Linked DNA regions of Homo sapiens: region 1 is linked to region 2. A link is a loop called in an ENCODE intact Hi-C map of the cell type or tissue named here. Cell type or tissue: endothelial cell of umbilical vein. All regions are shown on one strand. Each heading gives the region's core, and the rest is flanking DNA. Links, peaks and the distances in the headings are about the cores only.

Evidence for each region. Peaks named below come from ENCODE experiments on the same cell type or tissue, not always from the same donor. Only the 100,000 strongest peaks of a DNase experiment are listed, where the experiment ranks them.
Region 1: a loop joins it to region 2, with 3 times the contacts of the local background. A loop is called at or near these places in 2 of 110 quality-filtered maps.

Annotation. Positions count from the first base shown.
Region 1 is chr3:16,077,804-16,093,895 of GRCh38, forward strand. No RefSeq gene overlaps it. Among named protein-coding and RNA genes, the nearest start is that of GALNT15, 89 kb to the right of the region's middle. In endothelial cell of umbilical vein, for the core only: no CTCF peak of the experiment used is centred there; DNase peaks (open chromatin) are centred at 7,268 and 8,238; H3K27ac peaks cover 1,551 bases.
Region 2 is chr3:16,133,090-16,149,181 of GRCh38, forward strand. It overlaps LOC124909349 (a long non-coding RNA gene), which reads left to right and starts at 2,582. Exons shown (of 2, transcript XR_007095837.1): 1 at 2,582-3,590; 2 at 4,302-4,438. It overlaps LOC124906216 (a long non-coding RNA gene), which reads right to left and starts at 3,843. Exons shown (of 3, transcript XR_007095835.1): 1 at 3,526-3,843; 2 at 1,134-1,265; 3 at 546-623. RefSeq lists an enhancer at 13,002-13,281. In endothelial cell of umbilical vein, for the core only: no CTCF peak of the experiment used is centred there; a DNase peak (open chromatin) is centred at 7,632; H3K27ac peaks cover 1,649 bases.

The DNA of each region.
Region 1 (16,092 bases), core at 3,662-11,661, 56 kb before region 2:
CTGAACATCTGAAGAAACAAATTCCAGACATACCATCTTTAAGAGCTGTAACACTCACTGCGAAGGTCCACTGCTTCATTCTTGAAGTCAGCGAGACCAAGAACCCACCAGAAGGAATAAATTCCGGACACAGTACTATTTTTACAAGTGGCAAAATTGAGGGGTTAAGTAACTTACCCAAGGTCATACAGCTGGTGTGTTGAAAAACCAGATTTGAACCCAGTCTGTTTGCCCTAAAGCTCATGTTCTCCTCACTCCATCACACTAACTTCCTTACCATGGCCGTGTGACAGGCTCCAGGCCATGACTGGGCTCTGTCTGCATGATCTGCCCCTTGAACCCATTTTTCCTGGTTTGTGCCAGTCTGGAAAGCTGGTCCTGCTGCTGCCTTAACTTCTGGTCTGATATTCTTCACAGCCCTTGGCTGTGACTTGGGGTCTTGCTAGTTTTCCTCAACTCTCTCCTCCAGATGCACTCTTAGCACTGGACAAAGTTTCCATCATTGTGACACAGAAAATCAAGAAATAGGATTAGAGCTTGTACAACTGCTGTTTGAAGAAGGTAGCGGCAATTTGCCTATATAACTTGAGGCACTTTCAGCAATAAAAACTAGTTGTATCATGTTATGGTTCCATTTCTTCCAGGCTAGTAAATGGTCAGTTTCAAAGAACAGACAGGGCTCTAGGAATTTAGATGTAAGAGACAATTCTGAGTTTGAAAAATGGAGCCAATTCATTTTGTGAGCATAAATATGTACATGGGGCTCCAATCAGAAGCAACAGGACAGATTTGTATAATGAACTCTCCAGCTAGCCCATCCTGATTCATACACTGTTTTAAGTTTTGGATGGACCACAGCAAAGGGCTGTGCTCACATTTACCCTGCCTGTTTCAGATGTATGGAACATCAGCCCCATCCATGAAACCCTGATTACTTTGAATTCCAGTCCCTATGGCTACAAAGCAAATTAACTGCAAACTTAGTTTAAATAACCATGTATTATGCTCATAGATGTGTGGACCAATAATTCAAACTGATAGGGATGGTTTGTATTATTTTTTCTAATTTCTGGGGTCTCATTGAAAGACTCAACAGCTGAGGGTTGAGATCATCTGAAAGCTTATTCACTCACAAGTCTGATGATTAATAATGGCATTGGTTGGGGGTCTCACTTCCCCTTCACATGGGCCTTTGGATATATCTTTCTATGTGAGCTAGTTGGGCTTTCTTACAAGCGTGGTGGCTGGATTCCCACTATGGACATCTTGAGAGAAAAAAGAGAGAGTCAAGCACAGGTAGGTTGTCTTTTTTCAGCTGTCCTCAGAATTCTGGAGCATTGATTCTGCCACATTTTATTCATTGAGGCAGTCACAAAGTTCTCCCCAAGTTTAAGGGGAGGGAAGATAGACTCTGCCTCTTGATGGGGAATAGCAATGTCTGGAAGAATGGGTAGGATTTGAAACATTGCTGTGGCCATATTTGGAAAATCTAATTTGCCATACCTTGCTTTCATTTTGATCCTTAGATCTGGCTTAAATATTAGTTGTCATATATTTGATACCCATGTGCCAGGTACCTTATTATATCTAATCCTGACCTCAACTCTTCAAAGTAGGTCATGCTATCCCTTTTATAAATTAGGAAACTGAGACCCAGAGAAGTTAACTAACTTACCCAAAGACATGGAGCTAGCAAATGATAAAATTAAGTTGCAAGACCAAGCCTGAACCACTCCACATCTCATACTTTCCCCAACAGTTCCTATATGATTCCCATTGGGAATGACTCATTCCTTTAATGAAAGGAAAGTTTGGCAGGGGAAGGTTGGAGTGGTGGAGATGGGGTAAAGGGAAGTTCAGACACTTTGAGTTAATGGTAATTTCCATGAAGGTGCTTGTTCTAATAATTTCCACCTTCCCGAGTCCACATATCCTTAGAGCCCATCAAGTCAAGCTGATGTAATTTAAAACCCTCCCTGGTTTCCAAACAGCTGCAATATATTTACTTTGATTCTCCGCCAAGTATAAAATATTACTCAAAGACCACAGGACTGTATAATGTTAATGGGCAATGAAATCCACCCTTCTTCAGGTGGGTCAAGGAGAAACCATGGAAAGATTTTATTAGGATGACTAAAGTAACTCTTTATCATCTTGATCATTCAAATCAAGATACTTTTTTTTCTTTTACTGTTTTGTTTGTTTGTTTGTTTTTTTATTCGAGACGGAGTCTTGCTCTGTTGCCCAGACTGGAGTGCAGTGGCGCAATCTTGGCTCATTGCAACGCCTCCTGGGTTCAAGTGATTCTCCTGCCTTAGCCTCCCAAGTAGCTGGGATTACAGACATGCGCCACCATACCCGGCTAATTTTTGTGTTTTTAGTAGAGATGGGGTTTCACCACGTTGGCCAGGATGGTCTTGAACTTCTGACCTTGTGATCCACCCACCTAGGCCTTCCAAAGTGCTGGGATTACAGGTGTGAGCCACTGTGCCCAGCCTAAATCAAGAACTTTTGAGAGTGAAAAGTGATGCTGTTAATAATTATGCTGAAGAAGGCATGTGCTGAAGTGTTCTATATCTTGATCTGGAGAATAGTTACATGAGTGTGTACATATTTAAAAAATCGTTGTGCTGTACTCTTAAAAGGTATATACTTTACTGATGTTAAGTTATACCTCAACCACAATATCAATATAGTTATAAAATAATGATAATTATGCCAGGACAATGAGTGTAAACAACTTCTCTCTCGGGCAAATAGGGACATATAGTCATCCTAGTCATGACCAGTTCCCAAGCTGGCCTCACTGGGGGTGAACAAGAAGGTGTTTATGGTCAGAAATGATTGAATTTCAAAATCAATATCCAATAAAGTTTTATCTTGGCTGAAGCCAACATCCCCTTTTCTAGACTTACACTCTACATTTTGTGGGATGGAGTGATGGTGAAGGTGGGGAGGAAATGGTGGTGGTGACATGTTGTGAATAGAGGTGGGGAGGGTGATGCTGTTGTTAGTGGTTGTATTAGTTTGTTCTCATGCTGCTAATAAAGACATACCTGAGACTGGGCAATTTATAAAGGAAAGAGGTTTAGTGGACTCACAGTTCCACATGGCTGGAGAGGCCTCACAATCATCTCAGAAGGCAAAGGAGAAGCAAAGGCATGTCTTACATGGTGGCAGGCAAGAGAGCTTGTGCAAGAGAACTCTCATTTATAAAACCATCAGATCTTGTGAGACTTATTTGCTACCATGAGAACAGTGTGGGGGAATGAATGATTTCATTCAATCCAGAAACTGAATCTTTCATGATTCAATTATCTCCACCTGGTCCTGCCCTTGACACGTGGGGATTATTACAATTCAAAGTGAGATTTAGGTGGGAACACAGCCAAACCATATCATTCCACCCCTCGTCTTTCCCAAATCTCATGTCCTCACATTTCAAAAACAATCATGCCTTCCCAGCAGTCCCCCAAAGTCCTAACTCATTTCAGCATTAACTCAAAAGTCCACAGTCCAAAGTCTTATCTGAGTCAAGGCAAGTCCCTTCCACCTATGAGCCTGTAAAATCAAAAGCAAGTTAGTTACTTCCTACATACAATGGGGGAACAGGCATTGGGTAAACACACATGTTCCAAATGGGAGAAAATGGCCAAAAGCAAGGGCTACAGGCCCCATGCAAGTCCAAAATCCAATAGGGCAGTCATGAAACCTCAAAGTTCCAAAATGATTTCCTTTGACTTCATGTCTCACATCCAGGACACACTGATGCAAGAGGTGTGCTCCTACAGCCTTGGGCAGCTCTGCCCCTGTGGCTTTGCATACATCCTCTGAAATTTAGGCAGAGGTTCCCAAACCTTAATTCTTGACTTCTCTGCACCATGTGGAAGCTGCCACAGCTTGAGGCTTGCACCCTCTGAAGCCACAGCCCAAGTTGTACCTTGGCCCCTTTTAGCCATGGCTGAAGCGGCTGGGAGGCAGGGCACCAAGTCTCTAAGTTGCACAGAGCAGGGGGGCCCTGGACCCAGCCCATGAAACCATTTTTTCCTCCTAGGCCTCCCGGCCTGTGATGGGAGGGGCTGCTGTGAAGGTCTCTGACATGCCCTGGAGACATTTCCCCCATTGTCTTGGCACCTAACATTTGGGTCCCTGTAATTAGGCAAATTTCTGCAACTGGCTTCAATTTCTCATCAGAAAAAAGGTTTTTCTCTTTGTATCACATTGTCAGTCTGCAATTTTTCGAACTTTAATTTCTGCTTCCCTTTTAAAAATAAGTTCCAATTCCAAATTTTATCTTTGTGAATACATAAAACTGAATGCTTTAACAGCACCCAAGTTACCTCTTGAACATTTTTACTGCTTGGAAATTTCTCCCACCAGATGCCCTAAATTGTCTCTCTGAAGTTCAAAGTTCCACAAATCTCTAGGGCAGAAGCAAAATGCTGTCAGTCTCTTTGCTAAAACATAGCAAGAATCACCTTTGCTCCAGTTCCCAACAAGTTCCTCATCTTCATCTGAGACCACCTCAACCTGGACTTCATTGTCAGCATTTTGGTTAAAGCCATTCAACAAGTCTCTAGGAAGTTCCAAACTTTCCCACATCTTCCTGTCCTCTTCTGAGCCCTCCAAACTGTTCTAGCCTCTGCCAGTTACCCAGTTCCAAAGTTGCTTCCACATTTTTGGGTACCCCACTCTACCAGTACCAATTTACTGTATTAGTCTGATCTCATGCTTCTAATAAAGACATATCTGAGACTGGGTAATTTATAAAGAAAAGAGATTTAATGGATTCACAGTTCCATATGGCTGGGGAGGCCTCACAATCATGGTGGAAGGCAAAGGAGATACAAAGGCACGTCTTACATGGTGAGAACAGTATGGGAGAAACTGCTCCCATTATTCAATTATCTTCACCTGGCCCTGCCCTTGACACATGGGGATTATTACAATTCGAGGTGAGATTTGGGTGGGGACATAGCCAAACCATATCGGTGTGATGTTGCTGTTGAGAGTGATGGTGGCAATGGCAGCAGTGGTGGGTGGTGTTGTTAGTGATCGTGGTAATATATGTATATATTTTTTTAGAGACAAGGTCTTGCTCTGTTGCCCAGGTTGAAGTGCAGTGTCACAATCATAGCTTGCTGTAGCCTCCAACTCCTGGACTCAAATGATCCCCCTGCCTCAGCCTCCCAAATGCTGGGATTACAAGCATGAGCCACTTAACCTGGCTGATGGTGTTAGTACTGATGATGGTGTTAGAGTGATGTGATGGTGGTTCTGGCAATGATGAGCTGTGTGATGAAGGTGGTGATGGTGGTGGTGGTGATGGTAGGTGGTATGATTGTGGTGGAGGGGAGTGAAGATGGTGGTGGTGATTAGTGGTGATGCAGTGGTGATAGTAGGAACACTATATGGTATGGCAATGGTGGCGGAAGTGTTGGCGGTAGGTTGTGTGATGGAAGTGGAGGTGGTGGTGGTGGTGGTGCTGATCATGGCTGGTGGTGAGATGGTGTGGTGGAGGTGGTAGTTTTGGTGGTGATGATGGTTGGGGCTGATGTTGGCCATGGTTGGTAGTGGTGAAACCCAATCAATCCTTTCTCTTCTAGGAGATCCCTGGGATTCTTTTATAACTTATGCAGATCTTCCTCAGACCTTTGCATGCCACAGGAGAAACAACTTCCCTAGTCAAATAAAAGGTATTTTTCCCCATGGCAGGGCCTTCCCAAGCTTACATCTTCCTAGCAAGGAGTTGCCCTGAAGATGTGCTCAATTGTGACTTGACAGCTTCTTTTGCTAAAGAAGAAGGGGAAAAAATCCCTGATTGCTACTTCACTACCCAATTTTTGGTTCACTACAATCAACTATATACAGTTTTCATTCTATTTTATGGACTCAGACATCCCTTGTCAAACCCATACTTGTCCTAATAAAGTCCCTAGTGAGTGAACCTCTTCAGGTATTAAAGATAGGGGGCCCAGGCAGGATGAAACTAATGGACAACTATGTTGTAAGGAGTCTTGTGCCTTATCAACCTCCCTCAGCACCCCCAGATTGAACCTGCATAACAGAATCTGTTTTGTATCTCTGGCTGTAACTCCCATTTGCTATGTGCTAGGCACCATGCTAAGTGCTTCACATAAATGATCCCAGTGTAATTCTTAGCAAAAATGGTGTGAGGGAAGCAATATTATTCCTACTATAAATTTGAAGAGGCCAAAACTCAGAGAGGGGAAGCTCTCACAGCTGACAAGTGTGTAAGTAATGAGTGTGTGTAAGGAACGGCCATACACATGCTTATCGTGGCTCACCTCATTGTTACAATTCAGTTGATCACAGATTGAAATGCCTAACAAGGACATCTTCTTTTTCTTTTTCTTTCTCTTCTTCTTTCTTTTTTTTTTTTTGAGACATGGTCTCACTCTTGCCACCTAAGCTGGAGTGCAGTGGCATGATCTCAGCTCACTGCAGCCTCAACTTCCTGTGATCAGGTCTCGCACCTCAGAATCCTGAGTAGCTGGAACCACAGGCACACACCACCACACCTGGATACTTTTTTGTAATTTTTTAGTAGAGATGGGGTTTCATCATGTTGCCCAGGCTGGTCTCGAACTCCTGGGCTCAAGTGATCCACCCACCTTGGCCTCCCAAATTGTTGGGATTATAGGCGTGAGGCACCACACCTGGCCTCTTTTTTTTTTTTTTTAAATTAACTTTTAAGTTCAGGGGTACATATGCAGGTTGGTTATATAGGTAAACTTGTGTTGTGGGGTTTGTTGTACAGATTATTTTGTCACCCAGGTATTCAGCTTAGTACCCATTAGTTATTTTTCCTGAACTTCTCCCTCCTCCCACCCTTCACCCTTTGATAGGCCCCAGTGTGTATTTTTCTCCTCTATGTGTCCATGTGTTCTCCTCATTTAGCTCCCAGTTATAAGTGAGAACATGTGGTATTTGGTTTTCTGTTCCTGCATTAGTTTGCTAAGGATAATGACCTCCAGCTCCATCCATGTTCCTGCAAAGGACATAATCTTGTGGTTTTTTTATGGCTGCATAGTATTCCATGGTATATATATGTACCACACTTTTTTTGTCTGTCTACCGTTGATGGGCATTTAGGTTGATTTTATGTCTTTGCTATTGTGAATAGTGTGCTACAATGAACATAAGCATGCATGTTTCTTTATGACAGAATGATTTATATCCCTTTGAGTATATACCTAGTAATGGAATTGCTGAGTCAAGTGGTATTTCCGTTTTTAGGTCTTTGAGGAATTGCCACATTGTCTTCCACATGGCTGAACTATTTATACTCCCACCAACAGTGTATAAGCGTTTCTTTTTCTCCACAACCTCGCCAGCACCTGTTATTTTTTAACATTTTAATAATAGCCATTCTGACTGGTATGAGATGGTATCTCATTGTTGTTTTGATTTACATTTCTCCAATGATCAGTCATGTTGAGCATTTTTTCATGTGATTGCTGGCCACATGTATGTCTTCTTTTTAAATGTATCTATTCATGTCCTTTGCCCACTTTTTAATGAGTTTTTTTTTCTTGTACACTTAAAGTTCCTTATAAATGCTGGATATTAGACCTTTGTCAGATGCCTAGTTTGCAAAAATGTTCTCCCATTCTGTAGGTTGTCTTTCACTCTTAATCCTTTCTTTTGCTGTGCAGAAGCTCTTTGGCTTAATTAGATCTCATTTGTCAATCTTTGCTTTTGTTGCAATTACTTTTGGTGTCTTCGTCATGTAATCTTTGCCTGTTCCCACGTCCAGAATTGTTTTGCAACAAGGACGTTTTTAACCTAGCCATGGTGCTGGAGCAATAATTGATTTCATTTGTCCAAAGACCTGGTGTGCTTGCAGGGGCCCCTTAGAAAGGAAACACACAGAAAGACAAGGAGCTATCACTATTAATGTGAGTTTTCAATGTCCTGTTAAAGCCAACACTGAATTTCTGACCAAAAAAATAAAGCGGATATTTCTGTGACTGAAATCAAGTCATTCAGGAACTGTTCCCAATAAAAAGCTCCTATTCCTTTTGATCTGGGATTGTCCCTCCAGAATAATACAGAGGAAAGGCTGGTTTGGAAAAAGTATGTTTTTCTATGAATTTTATTTTAAAACAAATATTTAAAGAGCTTTCTTTTTGCAACATATTTTGTTAAAAGAGCTTCTCTCTCATAACAAAGCCACAGGTCTTCCTCTGAGAGCTGAGAAAAGGAGGCGTCTGCCAAGTCTGGTGGCTTGGAGCCAGTTCATCTCGAAGCAAGGGCTGATGGGTAGAGCGAGACACACAATGGGCCAGTTTTAGAAAACTGGGAAACATGGGGCTGTTTCGCCCACTCCCAGGTTAGCAGCCGTGTGGGTTTGGTTCACGCTTCAAGGCAGGGCAACAGGGATGGCCATAGCACCTTTGGGGTGAAACCAAATATTAGACAGCCTGACCCCAAAGGAAACCTGAAGCAAGTTGCAAATTATATTGGGAAACAGTGGGTGATGGGGAGCAATAAAAGGAAAGAGCTCTTGCAGATGCAGCCACAGGACCTGAGGGTGATGTTGAACCGACTCCTGCAAGCCCTGTAATCCAGGCCGCCAAGCTAAGAAAAATCGCAGCCAGAGACCAAGGAGTTGCCTCTAAATGCCACTTGCTTTCTGGTACTACAAGCAAGTTGTACCTATCATTATCCTCCGGGAAAACGCCAGGGGAAGCTGTAATAGTCCCTGCAGGGCTATGCAAACGCCTGCACCTCAGCATTTTCTGATGGTCGTGCCTGCCAATGATTTTATGAGGAGGAACATGGAGAGGGGAAGGTGCAGGAAGGGATTGGCTCTGAACCCCAAGGCCTCTGAAAGCAGACGGCCAGGAGGGACCCGGAGTGTTGGAGGCTTTCTGCAAGGCCTCCATGGGTCTCTTCTTCCTGTGAGCACTTGGTGCCTCCTTCTCCCTCTCAAGGAGAGGAAGGAGACAGTGGGGACAGAGTTCTAGGGACCTTCCCAAGTCTTGTTGGCCCTGGGAGAATTGAGAAGGTCCCGAGGAGCCAGGAGGCAGGAGGGGGCAGGGGCTGTTTCCTTAGTAACCCCTCTGTTGTGGCAACAGCAGGACAGTCTCTCTGCCTTTATGTTTCCCTATAGACCTGTGGCAAGCCCTTCCCAGTGTGCCAGTGGAAACTGCACTAATGATTTGGTTTTCCCAAAGATTTCACCATCAGTCTCTCTTGGGCTGGTAAGCAAAGGGCAGGTTGGACCTGACTTGATGATAGGCACCTTAGGTGCCAGAATGAAGGTACCAAAAACATGGGAAAGGAAGATATGGAGTACATTTCATTGCCACCAAAACATGGCAGGGAGCCTTGCATCCTTAGGCCATTTTACTGCCACTTTTTCACACCATACTATACTTTATGGCAGAAAAGTATTCAACCCTGTTGATCTTCCTCCATATGTCAGTCCTGGAATTATTCTTTCACTTATTGATTCATTCAACAATTATTGATGGATTGCCTGGGAACTTGCTAGATGCTAGGGATATCATATCATAAAAACTAATATTTATTGGGTACATTATTATCCTTATGCTGCAGATAGGAAAACTGAGGAACAGAGAGGCGCTATGGCAGGGACCTTGTAGATCTGTCCTCTGTTCTTGGGAGCTTATATTTTGGTAGCAAAGATGGACATCAAACAAATGATTACACAACTATTTAATTATCATTGTGATGAATGTTATAAAGGAGATGGGCGTTTGCCACGGTCTTGGGAAAAGATGTGAAAAGGGACTGGGAAATAGCAAGAAGAACTGAAGACGAGTCTTTTGAGGAGTTTTTTTCTGAAGAATCCAGAGACAAGGCCATGAATGGGGGAAAGCATGAGAGGCGGTGAGGTCTTGAAGTTCCAGGACCACTTACAGGTGCCCGCGGTACCTCTCTTGCTCCAGCCTAGTACTGGCCTTGCCCAAAGACGATGAAATAAAGAAGTTTTCCTGGGAACACTGGAGTGTATGAGTTTGATGTTAAGATTGTCCAAAGTGTTAAGGATAAGAAATAATTGCAGTGGTGACTACCTTGAGAAGGTGAGGGGGAGGTATTGGCTGTATATGGGAACAGCAATACTTCATCATTTTAATGGAGGGAACGTGGAAGAGACAGATGCAGACAAATTGGGAGATTTGGTGGTGGAAAGATGGAAGAGTTTCTGTCTGATTGCTTTTTCTATTTTCTCAGTAAAATATCAGGCAAGATACTCATCTGGGAGCGAAGCAAGAGGAAGGGATGTGGGCAGTTTGAGGACAGAAAAGAAAGCTCGCAATGGTTGCATTGAGGAGTGGTGGGGCATGCCCTGGCAGTGTAGCAGGCTCTCCAGGCAGGGCCCCCTTAAGACTTGTGGTCATCATGAATTAAGTGTGAGACCAGCTGGCATTTTTTGTGAGACCAGTTATGCATTTTTCTCCAACAGGAATCTGCTACTCAGGTGGAGGTATGGAGTGGGTGGATGGTTGGGCTTAATCTGAATTGAGATTGAATCAGGTGAGCATATGAGAGAAAGAGAGAGGGGTGAGGGGGTGGGGAGATTGCTGGGCAGGGAATGGAACGATGAGGGGAAAAGGAGGGTTAGGACTGAAGGGGGCTAATGGATAAGGAAACAGTGGCTTCTGGATTGAAGGTCTCTGTGAAGATGCAGGCTTATTGGGTTGGAGTGGGCTGTCTGAGTAGAGTTAGCAGAAAGTTTTCTGAATTGTGCTTTTATTAGTGGTGACAAGGTCAGGAGAATGACAATGGTGAGGATAGCTGGGGGGCATTGGAAGGAAACTGAAATGGAGGTGAAGAAGTGAAAGAACAGAGGAGCCAAGTGTTGCGTGAGTCATTGCCAAGAAGGGTTTCAGAGCCAGGGTGAAGAGAAAAATAGGGAGTCAGGTGCCAGAAACTTGCATGATTCAGGGGATCACTTAAGGGTTGTTAGAGGACAGGACCAGAAATGAGTTGGAGTGGTCTAGTTCAGAAGCATGAACTTCAGAGTAGCTGGGGATTTTGAAGAGAGAATGTTGGAAAATGTCTTGGAAGTAGCAATGGGAAGCAAGGAGACCATCTGTGAGAGAACAAAAGAGGTGCCACTTGGTGGGCTGAAGGGAGGTGGTGTCTTCAGGGCAGACTTAAGCTCCAGAGTTAGGGCAAGAGCCTTCATGAAGGCTCAGAGAAGATGGCGGGGCTCCAGAAACTTTTGGTGATGGCTTAACATGGGCTCCAAGGGGCTCAGTGGAAGGACTTGAGGGCAGAGAGGGATAGAAGATTGAGTTGGTGTACACACAGAGCAGAAGAGAGAAAGTGGCCTCGGAAGGGATAAGAGTTGATCTGAGAGACTGAGACATCTGATAGTCTGAAAAATGGAGGCAAACTTTTTGGGGGTGGATGGGGAAGATTGCTAATAACTCTGCCAGTAATAACTTATATATTAAAAAATAATCATTTGATCACAAATACTGTTAGAAAACATCATGTCTCGAACTCACCTTGGGTTATAGCTCTCTTAAATTGTTCAGCTGTGCCCTTTTTGTGGACTTCACCAAATTGTCATTTGATTCCTTGACCTCTGCCCCTCCCAATCTGACACCATCAAGGTAAGCATCAGAAATGAGCAGAGAGCATTGGATTTGTGGCTCTGTGTTGAAGTTACTTCATCCAGGGCGTGACTCTCTCTCAATATCCACTAGACACATCAGCCTGGATCTTCTGGTCATGTTGCTAACCAGAAGTAGAGTTGGAGTTCCAGAGGAAGAGCTGGTGGAAATTCATCTGATCAGAGCAGTCAAGGCCATGCCCCACTTCTCCTTACTCAGCCATTCCCCTCCTCCCACCCAAGTTCATTCTTCCAAAATATCTTTCCCTAATAAGCAAGAGAGGAAGAAGTGGAGGAATTTTAATTCAAGATCCCAAGCACATTTTTATGATTCTATAATTCTTCCTCCTTGTCTCAAATCAGCCCATTTATCTTGGGGGCAGGGAGCTCTGTCCTGCAGTGAAAAGATTCATGTTGGAAGTGTGAGGGGAAGAGACCTGACACAAACCACAGTGAGGTTTTCCGGGGCAGCAGCAGGTATACTATGGCAGACAGCTTTGTGAGGGACTCTGCACTACTGCCAACTTAGTAACAAAAATAATGCTTATGAAGGAAAATAGATAAAGTCATGGAAACCCTAAGTGCAATAGAAACACAAGGATACAACAAGCTGGGTCCAGAAGTAGTGCCCAAGGCCATCTTAGCACCCTCAGAGCCTTCCACCAGCAGCTATTTGTTGAGAGTCCATAAGAAACAGAGTACAAAGATGAGTGCAGTATGCATGTTCCTTGAATGAATGTCTTGAAGGGACACATTTGCAGAGTCCTTCAATTTTTTAAATGCCATCAACTAGAGTGAACCTAGTGAGTGGTTACCCCTGGTATTTAAGAGTACACACACGTGTTCATGTACACACACCCCTGCCCCCATACATACTTTCTTGTCAAAGCACTAGAGGAAAACCCTGCCAAATCTGTGACTCATTTAGCCTGAACTCTTGGTCTAATCATAGCTTGGTTTTTGGATGAAATGTAAACTTATTTGCTGGAATATGATCAGACACTTCTGGGTTTGATATTCTGTAACTTTAACAGCAAATTCTGAGTTTAGTGTGTGTGGAAGGAGGAGGGAGAATCTGAGAGGAGGGAAACTGGTTTTAATAATCTTACTTATCTTTAGCAACTTGCAGCTTATAAAGGTCTTTCATCCAGGGTTGTCATTTGACCTTCCGAACATCCCTATTGGATAGGTAATTTCACATCATCTTTATGGACAGAGAAACTGAGATGCCAAGAGTGTAAATCCCTGCAGATCCAGGGCAAGGCTGAGGTCTTTAGGCTCATTGACTTTCTCCTTCTTTACCCTTAATAATGAAAAAGTCAGGTACAATGAATTCTTTAAAAACAGTAACCAAAACTTGTACCTGGAGAAATGCCACAGAAGGGTATGCCTGAGTCAATGAATTTTACCTAAGCCATTTTACACAAATGTCATTGCCCTTTGCTGGAGACTCTCATTTGATTCTAGAAAGCATGTAAACAACAGGCTATGGATCTGAGCCAGATGCTCAGCAGATCCTATAAGAGACTTCATTTTCCAGAGCATTCTAAGAAGGGGTCAATTGCTAAATGCATGAAGAAACCAACTTAAATCAGCAGAAACAGACTCTAAATCTTAAGTCTTCCAATCAAGTGGCTGTTTCTGCCAATTGTGCCCAGACCACCACCCTTCAGATGAACCCATGTGCCTCTTCACATAGCCCATCCTTCGGAATTGTCCCCAATTCTCGGGGCGAGGAGGTAGCATGCCAGTTCCTCCCCATGGTTAAGGGCACACCTGAGTGCTCTCAGCTGTCCATTTGGCTTCCCAAGACAGTTCAACCTTTTGGCTGCACAGACCTTGCCACGGGCCATCCTGGAACTGACTGATCGTGGATACAGGCAAGTCTTGCTATGGATTGGAAGTAATTTAAATTAAAAGCTGCCCTGTGGGGGAAAACCCTATGATTCCTCCCTGAATGAAAAGCATCTTTTAAATCTGTGACTTCATTCTCAGTGACTGGCTTTATACTTTTCTTCATTCTCTTTGATCTGAGATCTAGGGAGTAGCACACCCTCATATCTGCATTCTAATGATAGGAAGTGTGGAAGGGGTAAAGAGGAGACAGGGAAGGACTAGGCAGATGGCTCCAGACAAATGGTTGGGTTTTGGGGGAGCTGGAGTGGAGATCAGGACCTGAGGCTGAGGCCCATGATGGAGGCTCAATGCTGGAGGAAGCCCCACAGAGGCAAGGGTGGCACTCAGATGCCCAGGGCTCACACCAACACCAGGCCAGGGAGTGTGCAGCGATACTGCTTGGACTCACCTGGTGGTCGTTGGGAAGCTGCTGACACCCTGGTTCCCATGGCTGGATGGGAGTTGGCCTGCTGATGGTTGGTCTGGAATTCTAGTGGCTGAATGGGGCTGGGTAGAGGAAAGGGCTGAGAAATTTAGAAGATAAAATAACCATCTCACTTCTCTAGAAGTACCTGGTGGTGTTATAACAGCAGGCTCTGCCTGGCCCTGCTTTCTCAAAGAGTGCAGGGTAAAGTTGTCTTCCAGGGATGGGGCTGACACAGCTGCCTGGAAGAATGACTGCAGGAGTAGGGAAGGAGACAGCTGGGTGGTACAGATAGGGCAGGGAATCTTGGTTAGACAGGGACAGACAGTAGCTTTTCCTCTCCAGCAATTGTTATGCTCATTGGCTATGATCAACTCTGGGGCAGGAAAAATGTAATATGGAGTTGCCGAAATGCAGAGCTCATGGAACAGACAGACAGCAATAAAATCTTCTGGGGTATAGGGAGGAACATGGTAGCTGAATTTCCATGGTAACTGGTTCCATATGGGAGGGGGTTCAGAAGGCCAACATCCAGATTTTCAAGCAGTTCAGGCCACCTAGACGCTCCTTCCATTAAAATAGCTGGGAGCCCAGCAGTCCTGGTTCTTTGCTCTCAAGCTCCACTCCACTCAGGCTGGTGACCACATGACACCGCAACCCGTCTGCCTTCAGACCTGCCTCCAGCTCCACCTGCCGCTGCCTGCCTTTTTCTCATTCCATCTCCATCTCCAGGGTGGCCCATCTACAAGGCTCACCTCGAGCCCCTATCTCCTTTTACAAACTATCTGCCTCAGTTTCATATTTTTACCCATCATTATGTGGGTAAAAATTCTTATGTACTTTATTGGGAGAGGAAAAATGAGGCAAAGTGTATGAAAATGCCCATTAAACACTAAAGGGCTATAAACTATGAGAAAGTTACATTTTATTAATAGTCATTATCACAACAAGAATATATTCTATTTTATGTAATAATATGAATAATGTAGATTTATATTATTTTGTAACAATGTTTGACTTGCATTAACCTTGTCTTCTCAGCCAGCTGGTGAACTCCTTGAGGGAAGGGATTCTGTCTTGTGTTAGCAAACATTGTTACTTCTACCAACACATTGCTGACTAAAGGTAAATGCCAGATTGGTTGATTGAATGATTTCTGCTTGATCAGAATAGCCCACTTTTCGGATAAGAGAGAGAACAGGAGCCCAGGAAATTCCTAACAATATTATTCAGGAGGCTGGTTTGTTCTCCTAACAATGTAACTACTGGTAATGTGATTACCCTCTGATTCCCCTACATAAGAAATCCCAGCCTGGAATCCAGTGTGGAGGCTTGGTTCCAGAAGCCGGTGTCTCAAAAGAGCGAGGTGGAACATTATGATCTTTTACGATCCAACTTCAGAAGTCACATAGCATCACTCTGCATAGTCTACTGGTTGAGGCAGTCACAAAGTTCCACCCAGCCCAGTGCAAGGGAACATAGACCCTCCCTCCCCATCCACATTTCTTGTTGAAGGTGGGAAGTGGCAAGGCTCTAGAAAATAGTTCGGCAAACTGTTTCTTAAAGAGAAGGTCAGTAAATATTTTAGACTTGCATGCCATACAGTCTCTTGCAAACTATTCAACTCTGCTGTTATAGCATGAAAGAAGCCATAGACAAAATAGGCATGGCCATGTTCCAATAAAACTTTAATTCTAAAAACGGGCAGCTGGTTCCCAGACCATAGTTTGCCAGCCCCTGTTATAGAAGAATATGTACAATGAAAGATGTTGTATTTTAAAAAATACAATCTACCCTCTGCTCAGAGAGAAATAATTCTTTTATAACATATGAATGCCACAGGTATTAAAAAATTCCTCTAAGTCAGAGATGCGGCTGCCTCACAGAACCTTGGGATGCTTAAATGACTTTTCACCATTTTACCATGTCAAGGAGTCATCACAAGTCCAGCTGAAAGCTTTTTAAGCCAATGAAACCTTTCTCCCATTCCATTTCCCACTCCCTTCCTGTCACCTTATTATCCTAGAACATTATCAGGTGAGAATGAAGAAGCCTATGCCACCTTTACTCCCAGCGTGGCAACCTTTGTCTTTAGGCACCCCAGGAGTCTGCTCTTTCTCTCTGGGGCTCCTAGCATCCTATGACCTTCATCTGC
Region 2 (16,092 bases), core at 4,206-12,205:
CTCTTTGGCAACGATATGTGCTTTTGCTTTCCCAGGGGATCCTGGCCACATATGGCCCTGGAAGAGGCGCGAGAGCTCTTTCTTGGCACACAGTAGAGAGCTCCTCTCCCAGCTTAACACACAGATGACAGGCATTTCAACATAACCATCAAGGGTGGTGAGCAAGAGGGGAGTTTTCAGTTAATTCAGAAATATGGGGGCCCTGGAAATCATAATATATCAGGGCTGGAAGGGAACTCAAACAGCGTCTACTACAACCCCTTCTTCATACAGAACGAGGGCACTGAGCCTTGGAAGAGGTTATGCAATTTATCTAAAGTTGCCCAGCAAGGGAGAAGCAGAGTCGGGATCAGGCTTGTGCTTATTTACCATAGAAGCACTTCTCTATTCACTTGGAGGACTGTGTTCATTGCCTGACCCTTTCCTTATAATCACGAGGCTCCTGAAGAGATATTTTACCAATGACCTGACAAATTTGCCAGAAGGCCTTGAAAGGGTCATTCATCCTCATGTCCACCTCCTGCTTTATTGCAGGACAAAACCAGGACCCTCTGAAATGGAACTTCATCACTCTTCTCTTCAAAGCTTTCTACTACAGTTGAAGTCACAGTTTCTCTTGGGTGCTGTCAAAGAGAAACAGAACCGGACACTAAATTAAAGATTGGGGGACAGGTTTTATTCAGTAAAATTACAGTAGAGGAGGGAACTCAGTATAACCTGAGCTCAAAGAGTATAACTCTATCAAAACAACTTCCATTCCACAATTCTATTTTGAAGCTCCTCTTTTGTAGTAGACATGGTCATGTGCTGGACATACAACAGTGGACAAGGCATTCAGGGTCCCAGCTCTCATGGGTCTCACAATTCAGAAGGAGAAACAGACATCGAGCGTATCATTTTAATAATATTTACATAATCACAGTTGGGGCAGTTTTAAGAAATAAAAACACAGTAGTGCTCTGATGATCTATTACTGCATAACAAACCATCCTAAAACTTAGTCTTACAACAATGACAATAGATTGCATAGTATTGAGCAGTCAACAGAGATAGCTCATTCCTGCTCTACTTGGCATTAGCTAGCATGGCTCAGAAGTAGGGTACTGCTATCATTTGAAGGAAAACACACTCACCTGTCTGGCAGTTAATGATGGCCGGCAGCTGGGACCTCAGCTGGAGCTGTCAGATGGAATACATACACGTGGCCTCTCCATGTGGCCTGGGCTTCCCCACAGTATGGTGGCTGAGTTCCCAGGGTGTGTATCCTGAGAAGGATAGTGGTAGAAACCACATTCCTTTATGACCTAGACTCAAAGTCACACATCGTTGCTTCTGCCCCATTCTAGTCAATATTGCAAACAGAAAGTATTGCACCATTTCAAAGGGAGGGGAAATAGACACCACCTCTTGATAAGGGAATGGCAAAATTTTGGAATAGCATGATAAAAGTATAGCTGTGGTGATTTTTTCAAAATACAATTTCTCTCAAGTGTCTGTGAGAAAGCTAAGAACCTATCAGAAGGAATCAAGAAGGTGTTTTTAAGCTGGGACCTGGAGGGCGAATAAGACTAAGACAGATAAAAAGGGAAGGAGTAGGGGAGAGGAGAGAAATGTTCCAGACAGTGGATCCTGGCACAGAATGAGCTTGGCTACAGGAAGAACTGAAAGGAAGCCAATGCGGCTGCAACATTTATAATAAAACGAATGAGCAAAGGTTCATAATAAAAAAGTTGCAGCAACTTGAAAGTGCTTAGTAGGGACCCTCCAGCTACCATCAGGTAATGCCATGCTTAACCAGCCTACACCTAGTCTCTTGGTTACCTCTGCCTGCATAACAAACCATCTCAAACTTAACTGGCATACAAGAACAACATCATTTATTTTTATTATTTTCTCTCATGGTTCTGGAGGTTGACTGGATTCAGCCAGACACCTTTCACTTGGGGCCTCTCATGTTGCTGTAGTCAGGTGGTGGCTGGGCCTGGAGTGACCTCAAAGCCTTTCTCACTCACATCTTTGGTACCTGGACTGGGAACACTCAAATAGCTGGAGCTAGACCAGCTGTTGCTGAGCATGCATCTCTTATTCCCACTCTCTCACTCTCTGGTCTTTCCATGTGGTCCCTCCAGCACAGCAGCTCCTGAGTAGTCAAACTTCTTAGAGGGTGGCAGATGACTCCCAGTGCAAGTATCCCAAGAAAAACCAGGAGAAGCTGCATGGCCTTTTCTAACCTAGACTTGGAAATCAGGTAGCGTCACTGCTATCCCATGCTATTCACTCAGGTGATCACAAAAGCCTGGCCACTGTTAAGGGGAAGGGACATAGATATTTTTTTTTTAAATGGAGTTTTGCTTTTTGCCCATGCTGGAGTGCAATAGCACGATCTTGGCTCACTGCAACCTCCACCTCCCACGTTCAAGTGATTCTCCTGCCTCAGCTTCCCGAGTAGCTGGGATTACAGGCACTCAGCCAACAGGCCCAGCTAATTTTATATTTTAGTAGAAACAGGGTTTCACCATGTTGGCCAGGCTGGTCTCGAACTCCTGACCTCAGGTGATCCACCTGCCTTGGCCTCCCAAAGTGCTGGGATTACAGGCGTGAGCCACTGTGCCCAGCCGGGACATCGACTTTTTGATGACAGGAGTGTCAAAGAATTTGCAGACATGTTTTAAAACTACAACACTTAGGGTAACCATATAACTCACTGTCCAAAGCAAGATACTTTTGAGAGTCAAAGTGGGCACTTTTGAGAGTCAAAGTGGGCACTTTTCAGGCATGAGCTAGGACTGTCCTTGGGAAACCAAGACGTGTGGTCACCCCACTGCCATGCCCGCACGAGTGGGAGCACAAGCTCTCTTAAATTCTTTTGTCTTTCCGACATTCATCATGCCATTTGTAAACATATGCTTTACTCATTGAAATTGGTTTTAAATTTTATTTTCTGTTTCTTTATTTTCTGTTTCTTGCTTTTAGATGATGAATGTTATGTTGAGGTCGCCTTTTCATAATGAATCTGGAACTTGAGAGCTACAAATCTTGCCCAACAATATCTTTCATGCAAGCTGGGACAGCTGCTGGCACTGTGGATATAAGTGCTTAGGATGCCTTCTCTCTTAGATGAGAGAACCCCAAGCAATGGAAGAATTTGCTTCAAGAAATGCTTTTTAAAAATCTCACTTTTTGGCTAAGTGGTAAAAAACACACACACAGTGATGACTCATCAGTTGAAATCAAATCCTTCATCCCAAAAAAGTGTTTTTATAAGAAGTGGGTGTTTTTTTCTTTCCCCAAAGGCAGACTGCATAATATTTGGTGCTTCTCTTTTCTGAATAATTTATTCCGTTTCAGTGGAAATTGACAGTTTCAGACTGGAGCCAATAACATTTTATTTTCAGAGCTATGCTTGGTACCCCCATTATCCAGGGATCTGCTTTTGCCTACAACCCTAAGGGGAGTTCAGCCATCAAACCGTTTCACACCAGCACAATTCCCCTCTTCCTCCCTTCCCTTTGACCAGCTACTAACCTGTTCTTCTGAAGACCCTGGAGCAGAATAAATGCCTAGAGAGAGCATTTGGAGACCGCATCCAGGTATACAAAAGCATGGCAAGTTTATTGTTTTTCAGGAGCCCAATCACAGAATCGATCCATATCTCCTGACCCAGGTACTCCACTCAGAAGTCTGTTCTTTTCACAGCTCTCCTCTACAAAACATTTTCTTTCTGTTGTTTCTTTCCTAAGACTCTACAACTCTGAAAGAAAGCAACGTGATTCATTTCTGATCCGTGAAAGTAAACATCCTATTCCATTCCATTTGTCTTCTTGGAAGCTTCCACAAATGTCTCCTTGCTAGAAAACAAAAATACAAAACTTGTACTCATTTCTGTTCCAGACTGAAATACATGGGAAACTTTTATGGGTCCTGGACTATAGTCTGGCCTTCATGAATTAAGAAGATATTTAAGAGAGATATAACAATAGAGTTAAGACTAGGAAAATAGTTTTAAAAACTTCTCAGGTTGAAAACAGCAGCATCCAACAGCTGCTCAGATCAAGAGTGGGACTAGACTTAGGGTGACCAACTGCTATGGACTGAACTAAAATACATATCTTGAAGCCCTAACCTCTGATGTAATGGTATTATGAGACAGAGCCTTTGGAAGATGAGGAGGTTTAGATGAGGTCATAAGGGTGAGGCCTTCATGATGGGATTAGTGCCCTTATAAGAAGAGACACACCAAATACCAGATCTCTCTCTCTCTCTCTCTCTCTCTCCCTCCCCCCCCATACCCCACTGTCTAGCACGTGAGGACACAAGAAGAAGGCATCTGTTTACACACCAGGAGGAGAGACCTCACAAGAACCCAATCATGATGGCACTTTGATCTTAGACCGCCAGCCTCCAGAACAGTGAGAAAATAAATTTCTGTTGTTTATGCTGTCCTGTTTAATGGTATTCTGTTACGGCAACCTGAGCTGACTGAGACATTAACGGTTCCAGTTTTCCTGGAATTGAGTGGGGATCCTGGGATGTGAAACTTCCAGTTTTCTAACCTAGAAAGTGCTGGGGGCACCAGGGCAAGTTGGACTGTAGTTCTCTACCCCTGCTGCTCTGTCTCAAAGAGCCAGGGTCTGCCCAGGAACAAGAAGAGGAGGCAAAGATGCCTCAGCCAGGCCTAGAGGTGAAAGCACAAAGCCCGAGGGGCTGCCAGGCCGTTAGACTTCTAGGTTCAGAGGTGCTAAGGAGTGCGTGGGACAAAAGGCTCACGGTGATTAAGGTGAACAATATTGTTAACAGTGCAAAAATATTAAGGCAAAACCCCAATCTACAATGAAGTAATCATTTAACTTCGTAAAACAAATTCCACCTGAACTTCTGGAGTCTCTTTCAGGTCCTTCCCAGTGAGAGTCCTTGGGAGTTAGGGGTGGTCTGGGCTTCTAGTCAAATCCTGGGCTTCATTCCTGTTCCTCTCATAGGCTCCAGGACCTCTCTCTCCAGCCGTCTCAGGGATAGGACGTTAATTGTTCAAGCTTCCTTTTTGTCCTTGCTGACCCTGCGTACCCCTACCCGGCTTCAGACCAAGAGGACATGCTCCCTGTGCTACCTTGTACTAAAATGCCTGCCGGGTAGAGGGGGTGGGGAATGGGGGATGGGCAGTTAATAGCATCATGGAGTCTCCTCTCCAGGTCTGTCTTCAAGAAAAAAAAAATACCCAAAAGTTGGGAAAAAGGCAAAAAGATGCATGACCTTCACTGTCAAGCTTGCACATGGGCCATGCGACTTTCTAGTAGAATTATTATTTATTCTCGATTCATGATTTTACAGTTCTCACAGTTCTCAAAGGTTAGCTGTTAGTTTGTTGAGAAGCACTAAGATACAAAGAGGTGTTTTTCTTTTTGTTTTTTTTTTTGAGACGGAGTCTCGCTCTGTCGCCCAGGCTGGAGTGCGGTGGCATGATCTCAGCTCACTGCAACCTCCACCTCCGGGGTTCACACCATTCTTCTGCCTCAGCCTCCCAAGTAGCTGGGATCACAGGCGCCCGCCACCACGCCCAAGTAATTTTTTGTATTTTTAGTAGAGACGGGGTTTCACTGTGTCAGCCAGGATGGTCTCGATCTCCTGACCTCGTGATCCGACCGCCTCGGACTCCCAAAGTGCTGGGATTACAGGCGTGAGCCACCGTGCCCAGCTGATACAAAGAGTTTTTATCCAATAACAGTGCAAATAATTTTTTGTCCTACAGAAATAAAAATGTCTCCTGTTTAGTAGAGAAGATAATCCTAAAGTTTACAGTTTTACTGCTCTGAAGAAAAACAATCAGCTTAGTATCTAACTTTGAGATCTTATTCTACAGTTTTTTCTTTTACTAACCACATTTACATCTGTTTTTCTTATATACTTGGTTCTCCCATTAATGAGTTAAAATAAAACCTTGACATGTACTCATTATGTATTTGTATGAAAATCATGCTTTTTTTTTTTAACATTTTGGAAATTAGACTTTTTGAAGTTCCCCTCACTGCACACCCATTTATCTTTCCCTTTGAACCCACAATGATGTAGTTCTAAGTCCAAGTCTTCTTCATCCTTCTGCCCCACAAACAGAGAAAACCTGGCTCTCCGTCAAGGCTGTGCTGAGTGGCACCTTTGGGTAAAAATTCTTTTAAAAGAGGAATTACAGGCCGAGGGCGGTGGCTCGCGCCTGTAATCTCAGCACTTTGGGAGGCCGAGGCGGGTGGATCATTTGAGGCCAGGAGTTCGAGACCAGCCTGGCCAACATGGTGAAACCCTGACTCTACTAAAGATACAAAAATTAGCCGGGCTTGGTGGTGGGCGCCAGTAATCCCAGCTACTTGGGAGACTGAGGCAGGAGAATCACTTGAGCCCGGGAGGTGGAGGTTGCAGTGAGCAGAGATCGCGCCGTTGCACTCCAGCCTGGGTGAAACAGTGAGACTCCATCTCAAAAAAAAAAAAAAAAAAAAAGGAATTACTCGTTGGCAGAGTTATACATAAGAGCAAAATCTGAACACTTAAATGGCCAGAAATAGAAAATAGAAAATTATGGTACATGAGCAGTTAATATTACACAGCTATAAGCATAATTATCATAAAGACTATTGCAGCAACATGGCAAATGCTCAAGCTAACGTGTTGTGAAAAAAGCAATATGTAAAATATGAACTGGAGGGAAATCAAACATGAAAATATCTATTAGGAAACTTTATTGGTTTTTTTTCCAAGTTATATTTAATGTAGTTTTTGTCTTTTCAGTGAAAAAAAAAAGTAAAAGAGAAAGTTTAAAACCAGAGGAAACAGAAAATTCATGTGATATTGATATTCCATGAATAGTTATAACTGACATGGTCATGAAATTCTGGTTGGAAACTTTCATTGAGTAACTGTCCTGAAATCTCCCCGAACTCCCCCATTCCATCACCCCTCACCTCTGAAAACTTAGGAGCTCTGAGGTCACTTACTACTCTGTCATCCAATATCATCACGGCAAGGAAAGACCACGTCCTGTGACCATAGATAGAGCTTGATAGGATAGAACTTGAGGGGTGGGCTTCCAAAGGTTTGTGAGGACACACAAAACCCCAACTCTCAGACCCATGGGCAGGGATATGAGCAGCTCTGCCACAGAGCCCTGGGAGGGCTCTCAGGCACCCTTTTGGGCTGTCAAGTTCCAGCCGCCCATCCCTGCCCTCATGGCCCTGCCCCTGGTGCCAAACATTCTACCTGACTTACCCATATCCACCTGTGGGCCAGAGAAACTCATTATTCAGCCACTAGACCCCAAACTGGGACCCCAGGGCCCTTACCCCTTTGTCCACCTTGCCTTCCCTCTACTCAGAGCATCCACGCCTGACCACAGTGAAACCATCCTGACCATGGCCTAGCTGTCCTTTTGAGGACAGACCTTTCCCTCCCTGCCCTCTTGGAGAAAACCACAAAAACAAATCAGGAGCCAGCTTTGTTCCAAGGGGAATGTTTTCACCCTGCTCCCACTTCATGAAGTTCTTTGGCCCAGAACACAGGAAATGAAGCATTTATGAGGTTTCCCGGAGGTATCCATGCAGCAGGACCAAGTACCTGCCAGCTCCGACCTCACTTGGAGTTGCTTTTGTTTCTCTGGCAGCTAGCGTTCTTAAGCTGGCTCATTTAAGTGTGTGTATTTACAAACAGACTTTACTGGTATTCCTTAAGAAACTGCTTCCTTCTGATTACCCGACTCAGTCTCTGTTCAGTGAGTCAGAGTCATATGTTGTTTTATACATTGGTGTATCCTTGGCTATTTTCTAAGCACAGATCCCAAGCATAAGCTCCTGATGGGCAGGGACATGGGTGACATTTCTTTATAGCCTAGCAGCTAACATAGTGCCCTGTATAGAATAAATACCTGTTGGCAAAGTGGAAACAACCCAAATATTCATCAACAGAAGAATGGATAGACAAATTGCGGTTTGTTTGTATAATGAAATGCTACTCAGTAATAAAAAGGAATGAACCACTGACATGCAACAACATGAATGAACCTCAAAAAGATTACATTGAAGAAAAGAAGCCAGACACAAAAGAGTACATACTACATGATTTTGTTTGTACGAAGCTCTAGAACCAGCAATACTCATCTGTATGACAGAGGTCTATTATAGGCTGAATGTTGGTGTATCCCTCCCCAAATTCCTATGTTGAAGCCCTAAGCCCCTGTGTAGAAGTTTATTTGGAAATGGGGCCTCCAAGGAAGTAATTAAGGTTAAATGAGGCCCTGATACGATTTGCGTGCTTATAAAAAGAATCACCTGGCTGGGTGCGGTGGCTGACACCTATAATCCCAGCACTTCGGGAGGCTGAGGCGGGTGGATCACAAGGTCAAGAGATCGAGACCATCCTGGCCAACATGGTGAAACCCTGTCTCTACTAAAAATACAAAAGTTAGCTGGGCGTGGTGGTGTGTGCCTGTAATCCCAGCTACTTGGGAGGCTGAGGAAGGAGAATCACTTGAACACAGGAGGTAGAGGTTGCAGTGAGCTAAGATTGCACCACTGCACTCCAGCCTGGGTGACAGAGCGAGACTCCATCTCCAACAACAACAACAACAACATCAACAAAAAAGACACCTGAGAGCTCATTCTTTCCCTTTCCACCAGCATGTGCTAAGGAGAGCCATGAGAGGACAAAGGGAGAAGGTAGCCACCTGCAGGCCAGGAAGAGAGCCCTCACCAGAAACTTGACTGGCCAGAACCTTGATCTTGGACCTAGAGTTCAGAACTATGAAAACTAAATTTATGTTGGTAAAAGCCTCCTAGACTATGGTATTTTATTATGGCAACATCAAGAGACTACGATCAGAATAGTGGTGTCTTAGTTCGGGCTCCTATAACAAAAATACCACAGACTGAGTGGCTTAAACAATGAACATTTATTTCTCACAGTTCTGGAGGCTGAGAAGTGCAAGATCAAGGCACTGGCAAAGCCAGTGTCTGGGAAGGGCTCTCTTTCTGGTTTGCAGATGGCAATTTTCCTGTTTAATCCTCACATGACAGAGACAGAGGTTGAGAGAGAGAATGCAAGCGTGAGCACATGTGGTCTGGTTTCTTTTCTCTTCCACTAAGGGCACTAATCCCATCCTGGGAAGCTCCATCTTCATGGCCTCATCTAAACTTAATCACCTCACAAAGGCCCCTTTTCCAAATACCATCACATTGGGGATGGGGTTTCAACATGTAAATTTTGGAGGGATACAAATAGTCCACAGCAAGTAGTTACATCAAGGGAAGGGTTAGTGACTGGCAAGGGAAATTTCTAGGGGGAAGGAAATGTCCTACATCTTGATAGGGTGATGGTCACATGGATATTTACACATGTATGCAAAAAGCATTGAGCTGTACACTTAAGACGTGTGCCTTTTACTATCTATGAATGACACCTCAATAAAGAACTGAAAAACCACTGTTGGCAAGAATTTTTTCTGCACTGTGACTCATACCTCCCTAACTGATCAATTTGGGATGAAGATTTATGAAGCACCCACTGTGTACAGATTCTGGCAGTAATCACAGGTATAGCAAGAGCGGGGAAAACAGCAGCAGCCTTGGTCCCTAGTTCTCAAGGAGCCTTTTTCAGCTCCACAGATAATAATATCTGGACATTCTTAAGTCACAGCCACTGAGCCAGATTGTATCAAATGCTAACAGCTCATTAAGAGACTTCTTGACACGTGAGAAGCCACATTAACCCCTTCGTGCTTCCACTGAGGCAGCTGTTGCCTGGTCCCTTTGAGAGCCAGCCAGACCCTGGGTTGGTTCAGCTGCTGGCAAATACCACCAGGAAAAACAGAAAGGAAATGGAAAGCCAGTGCAGAAAGTGTTAATGAGATTTTAAACTGTGCAATTCTGACCTTGAGGACTCCCTACATCTAAGCAAAAGAAGCCGAAAAACAATTTACTCCCACATTTCAGCAGTTGACTTTTCTGTATTGTGCAGTCTTAATGGAGTTGTTAGCATCTTAGGACAAAAATGAGAAAATTTCCCCAGGTGTTTCCCACTCCTTTCTTTCCAGGACTTTGGCAATGCCAATGTGATGTGGCCAGACACCACCTCAGAAGCATTGTAAATTTGGGGCAAGAGCTACACGTTTCTTCCCAGGGAGAAAGGTGCCATTTCCTTTGGTGATACCAGCCTCTTTGCAGTAAAACAAACAAAACAAAACCCCAAAAGTTTGCTTTTATAAAATCACTACATTCTAGAAAAGGCAAACATGTAGCACGTGTGCCATAAACTTTTCTCTTGTGTCCTTAGCAGACATTGTTAATTGATCACAGCATTGTTAATCACTGAGCCCAGTTCCAGAATCAGTGATGTGTTGAGCTGGTTGGTACTAACTTTTGAGAGCCAGTTGTTAAATTTTCTTGCTACCCAGTTGTTAAACATGCCCATTATTAAAAATTAAATTATATGAACTTATAATTAAATGAATTATATGAAAGCAAAGGTAATGGATACACAAAATACATTTCCTAATTATTTTACCACATTTTACTATTACCTATGGTTCTGAGGTTATTTACATCTATAGAATCTGGAAATACTATATAATGATGCCCTACTCTACATCTCTTCCTGTTTAGTGATATGGTCCTGGTAGCTTGAAATAGGCCACAATGACACACTGTTTTACATCACAAAAATTGGCAAATGCTATGATGTGGGGGGCTGTCCTGCAGACCCTGACCCAGCGACAGAGGAATAACATGCACCGACACAGATATTTTGCTTTGTCAGTCCAGCTGAGTGTGGGGAATGCTTACAGACTCCCAGGAGAGTGCTGTAAACAGTTGCGACTGCAGCCCCCACCAGCCAGTGAGACTGGCATTTATTCAGTAAAGATTAATTGACAAAGGCTTGAGTCAACACCACTAGAGGGTAATTGACATTGCAGACCTCCCAAGTAGAAAGCAATTAAGCACCTGCAGTAGATCAACGGTTAGTCATGAGTAAACAAGCTAGTAAGATAAACTCCTCCACATTCCTTTGTATCTACTTTAATCTATTTAACTAAAGGTAAAGGGACTAGGCAGCCTTCAGCCAGATCTATTACCAAAGTTATGCAAACTCTCAGGCCTTCCAAGAGGGTCTGTGGCTATTATAACTAAAATTTTTCCCACCAGCCTGACTGAACCCTCACACTACAAGTCAAAGCATCCCTTCTACCAACACTGAGAACTAATTGTTAAACATTTACCAGCACACCACTGCATCAGATGACAAGAGACCCTGCAGAAAGAAGGCAAAGCATGCCAACCCAAACCATGCTGCCTGTGATGGGGGAAGGAGTACTGATCATCATGCCTTTCCAAACAAGACTTGGCATGGAAAAATGTGCTGCTGAGCACTAGATCCAGCCAAGCCTGAAGCCAAAACTGCTGTACATTTTACCAATGAGACTTACCTAGGGGCACTGTTTTCTAACTCTCACAAAGACATCATATGGACTAGCAGCTTGGCCCTGGAAGGGACAGGTAATTGTTTTCTCTGGAGTCTTCTGGAAGGGTGCCTGGAGGACTCATCCCAGAGCAACCAGCCAAGGTCAGTCAAAATCAGAAGCAAACATGGGCATAACAGCTGGAGGGGCTGGACAGAGGGGTGCAGCAGAGAGGCCCCTAGAGCTGAGAGGGGTGCAGGCAAGGGGTGAGACTCCAGAGCTGATCTGGAGGTTCTTCCCAGGAACCCGGCCTGGCCATTTGGGGTGGCAGAGGCTAAAAGGCAGAGAGCAGGCCCAGGGCTCAAAGACCCTGCACTCAGAAACGGTAATGGAGATCCTTTTCTCTCAATTTCAGGCAGTGAAACACATGAAGGGGAAAGTCCCCACAATCTGGGCCAAATGGGGGTATCGTAGGCAGAATCTCATGGCCTGAAGCTCTGCCTCCAGGGTCAGGAACTCCAAGCTGTTCCCCTCTCAGTTTCTTCTCTCTCTCTCTCTTTTAAATTTAAAGTAGACCTCTGCTCTAAAATATTCAAGACTAATCTGCACTATGTTCCTCTAGGAACTTCTCCTAAAATGCAGATTTGGGAGCTACACCTCTTGGAAAGGTGATTAAGCGGTTTGGAAGCCCCTGAGATACAACCTCTTTATTTTATTGCTGGTTTTTCTGCAATGGCATCACTGCCAAAGGCAGCAGAAGTCAATGTATTGGGGTGGAATGGAGATAGAAGGGTAGCTTTGGGGCTGTGGTGGCAGGCAGGACAGGCTGCACAATTTGCGGGGCTCAGTGTCAAATGAAAATGTGGGCCCCTTTTTCAAAAATTACTAAGGATTTCAAGGCAGTGATGGCAAAGCATTAAGACATGGGCCCTTCTGACCCCAGGGCCTGTATGTAATGGCAAAGGTCACCCCATGAGACTGGTCCTGGTAGCTGGTCACCAGCTGCCTGTGGAGATCTTATATTATCTGAATATTTATAACCCAAGGGATGCCCACCTGATTTTTAAGGACCAAGGCTGCAGAGAAAGGCAGTGAGTCTTGCGCTGACCCCGTCCTGACTTGGAAGGAGAGCCGCAGTCCTGGGGGACCCAACAAAGCAGATCTTCAGGGTTTGGGGAAACTTCACTTTCTCCCAGGGTCCAGAGGCTCCAGATCCCTGGCTTGGTACCTGTTTGGCTCTGGAATGGATACAGAAATGTCTTAGGGAGATAGGAACAGAAGTGAAGGAAGACCCCAAATTTGGCAGCTCAGCTACATGGGAGACCACAAGCTGACCGGGTCAACCTCCACAGAGGACTATAATCCCGCCCTGCATCCCAACCAGCCCTGAGTGTCTCAGGCATGACTGTTTCTCATTGGTCAAGTCATCCCCTTTTCACTCTGATCCTGTCCTGAAAAAAAAAAACAAACAAACAAAAAACCAAAAACCAAAAACTAAGAGGATGACCAACTCATCTCAGTTTGCCTGGGACTTTCCTGATTTTAGCACTGAAAGCCCTGTGATCTGGTAAGCCTGTCAAAAAGGATGGCTCGTCACCCTAGAAACCAGTCATAGCAAATGTCCATAGGAGGCCTCCTTCTGAAAAGGATGGAGTCATTCCTGTGGCCAGGCATCTCCTAAGGTTAATTGGCTAAGACCCAACAATTGGATACAGCAGGTGCAACTCCTTCAGCATCTCCAGGTACATTTTTCTGGGCATTCCCCAGGATCTTACATCAGTCACCATCATGTATAGCAAGGGCATCTTACTAACTGTGACTGTAGTTAGTGATTGGTAACAGCTGCTTTGGGTTTTTTCCACCTGAAAACCCCATCCATGCCCCAGGCAGTGCTTCTCATCTCTGGCTGCACATTAGAATACCCTGGGAGGCCAAGCTTTGTTGTTGTTCAAAATGCCTAAATCATTCTGACACACACCCAGGGTTAAAGGCCCACTGCTCTAGGGCCTAGAACAGTGGACATTTTACTGCACCTTTGTCCAAAACAGCATTCTGAGGTCAGTCAGGCCCTGCCCAGGGTCTCCTTCAGCCCACCTCCCTGCGAGTGGAGGGGGGGCTTATACACAGGCATAAATCCTAGATTAAGCATGTTTGCTTTGCAATTTTTTTTTTGGAGGGACAGGGTCTCATTATATTGCCCAGGCTGGTCTGGAATTCCTGGCCTCAAGTGAGTTTCCCATCTTGGCCTTTCAAGTAATCGGAATTATGGACATGCACCATGGCATAAGCAGGTATTTTAAGACCCAAAAGAATATCAGCCCTGTTCTATTTTCTTGATTATCAAAGCATTTGGCACTGCTTTTGATGATCAATTTAAATATTTTCTCTCCAGGTTCTTGCCATTTAAAGACTAAAACTCTGAAAGCTCCTGGTTTCACAGACAATGATCAGGAGGCTCTATTGACTGTCCAATTGGAATATTCTTGCACTGTGGATACTGTGAGTCTGATGACTAACCATGTTCCTTCCTTTACACTGGCTGCTAGGAAGCTCAGAGTCAATTTGTAGCTCACTTCTAGGAATTGTACAGATTTATACTTACTTTGCTAACTTCATTTCTGTTTTTATCTTACTTCCTGAGCCTACTTTCCCTTCAACCCCATGTACTTAGCTATTTATTTTGTCTGATTGAATTGAATGTATACACCAGCTGCCACAAATCCTTTCAGAAGTGAAGAAGGGAATAATAAATAAACAAATAAAATGCAAATGGTAATGCTATTATTAGGAAGAGGCAGAGCTTCTGGTTTTTGATGCAAAGCTACCTCCTCAGGTTGCAATGCTTTTCTCCCTGACTCATGCAGAAAAAGTACTAATGCCCAACCCAGGAAGTGCCTTTCAGCCTTCTCTCTGACACTGTCTTCTGGCCTCTTCACACAGCTGTGGTAGACACTTGCCTTCAACAGCACACCATCCTCCCCAGTCAAGGCTATGATTCTCTCTACCGGGTTACAAGCTCAACTCAGGACTCTAGGAGAGTGATTTCACTGCTGGGGTGGAGTGTTGCCATAGTTGTTCCAATTAATTTATTTGATTTATTTTCAGGGTTATGAGAAGGGCTTTTGATATCAATATGCAAATGTAATTTAAAACTTAAATCAATATTCTGAACCAAGAGCATGGGCATTTTTAACCGGAATGCAGGATAGTCTTAAATGCCTGAAGTTACAGCTCTTTGTGACTGATGACTTGATTCTCCATGGAGTTTTATTTGCAGATGCCAGGAACTTGGTTATTCCAAGAGCTCTATTGTTCAGAAAGCAAGGAGGCTATGTAGGGTGTTCAAGATGTCTTCACTTTCTTCCAGCTGCATGACTATTCAGAGGTTCTGTACAAATGGCTAAGGCAAACCCTCCATATTATAAGCAACATTTACAACTCAGTCCATGAACTGTATGCCCACTTTCCATCATAGAATCCTAGTGCTGAAAATTATCTGGGTGAACATCCAATGCAGCCCTTTCATTTGATGAATAAATAAGCTGAAGGGACTTGTCCAGGATCCACATAGGGAATGAGTGGCAGAGTTTGGACTGGGATCCAATCCCACTCACAACTCTGACCAACCCAGAATCAGGCGCATAAACTTCAATTCTAGCCTCCTCAGACAAGCTTACCAGGGATTTCCTCCAGTCCTACTCTACTTCCAACCTACTTCATATATTCAAGGTACCCTCCTGATGCATTCTATGCCCCAAACCATCTGAATATACGGCCTTCTGAACCCATAATTGAACATGAGGCCTAACTGAAGGCTCCCGTGGGCAATGGGAACTCTGTGTAGGGGAACTCAGCCTTGCCTCCTCTCTCGAGTCAGGGAATGCCTACATTCTGGACCGATGAACACCTTGCTTATTAGCAAGTTTTCTCCAGCCTTGCACATTGCCTCTTTCAGGGACCATCTCATGTTTCCAGGAGAGTACATGATTTTCAAAAGCCCCCTTTAGAGACAGTCCCACCCTTGCAAATTGGCACACAGTACAAAGAACATTCAAGGAGTAAAGCCCAGCCCACGCAGCTCAGGGACCGTTGCCCTCCTTGTCCTCCTGAGACTGCATTTCCTACAACACCTCACCCTTCCCCTTCCAGGTGCTCTGCGAGTTTGGGGAGAGGTGTTTGGTAAATTGACAGCATCTGGATCATATCAGAGATTTAAATGTCAAGCTAAAGATATTTTCTAGTCTTTCCCAGAGGGCTAAGATTTGAGTGCTCATCAATTCATCTCCTCCCTAACTACTTGGATTTTACACTGTAAATGTTCACAGATTAGTTGTTTCTAGTGCCTCTCCATCTCAAACGGTAAAGTGGAAGCGCTCAGGCCCCACCAAGCTGCCAAGAAGTCAGGAGCTGTAGGCGTGTGACCCATTGTTTTGGTGTTCAAGATTATAGTAACGCTGGCTGGAGTTTATTTCACACATCCACCCTGCTGTCTCTGGCTCTGATCCAGCCTACAGAAGGGAGGCAGAAGATCTTTTTAAATGATGGTAAACAATGAGGTCACAGCCCAGAACAGCCCAGCCCTCCTGGCCCCAGCCAAGAAAACACATTCTTAATGGTTACAGGAGCCCTATGGTTTGCTCTAAGTCAAGGAGTCATGGCTGGTAGGA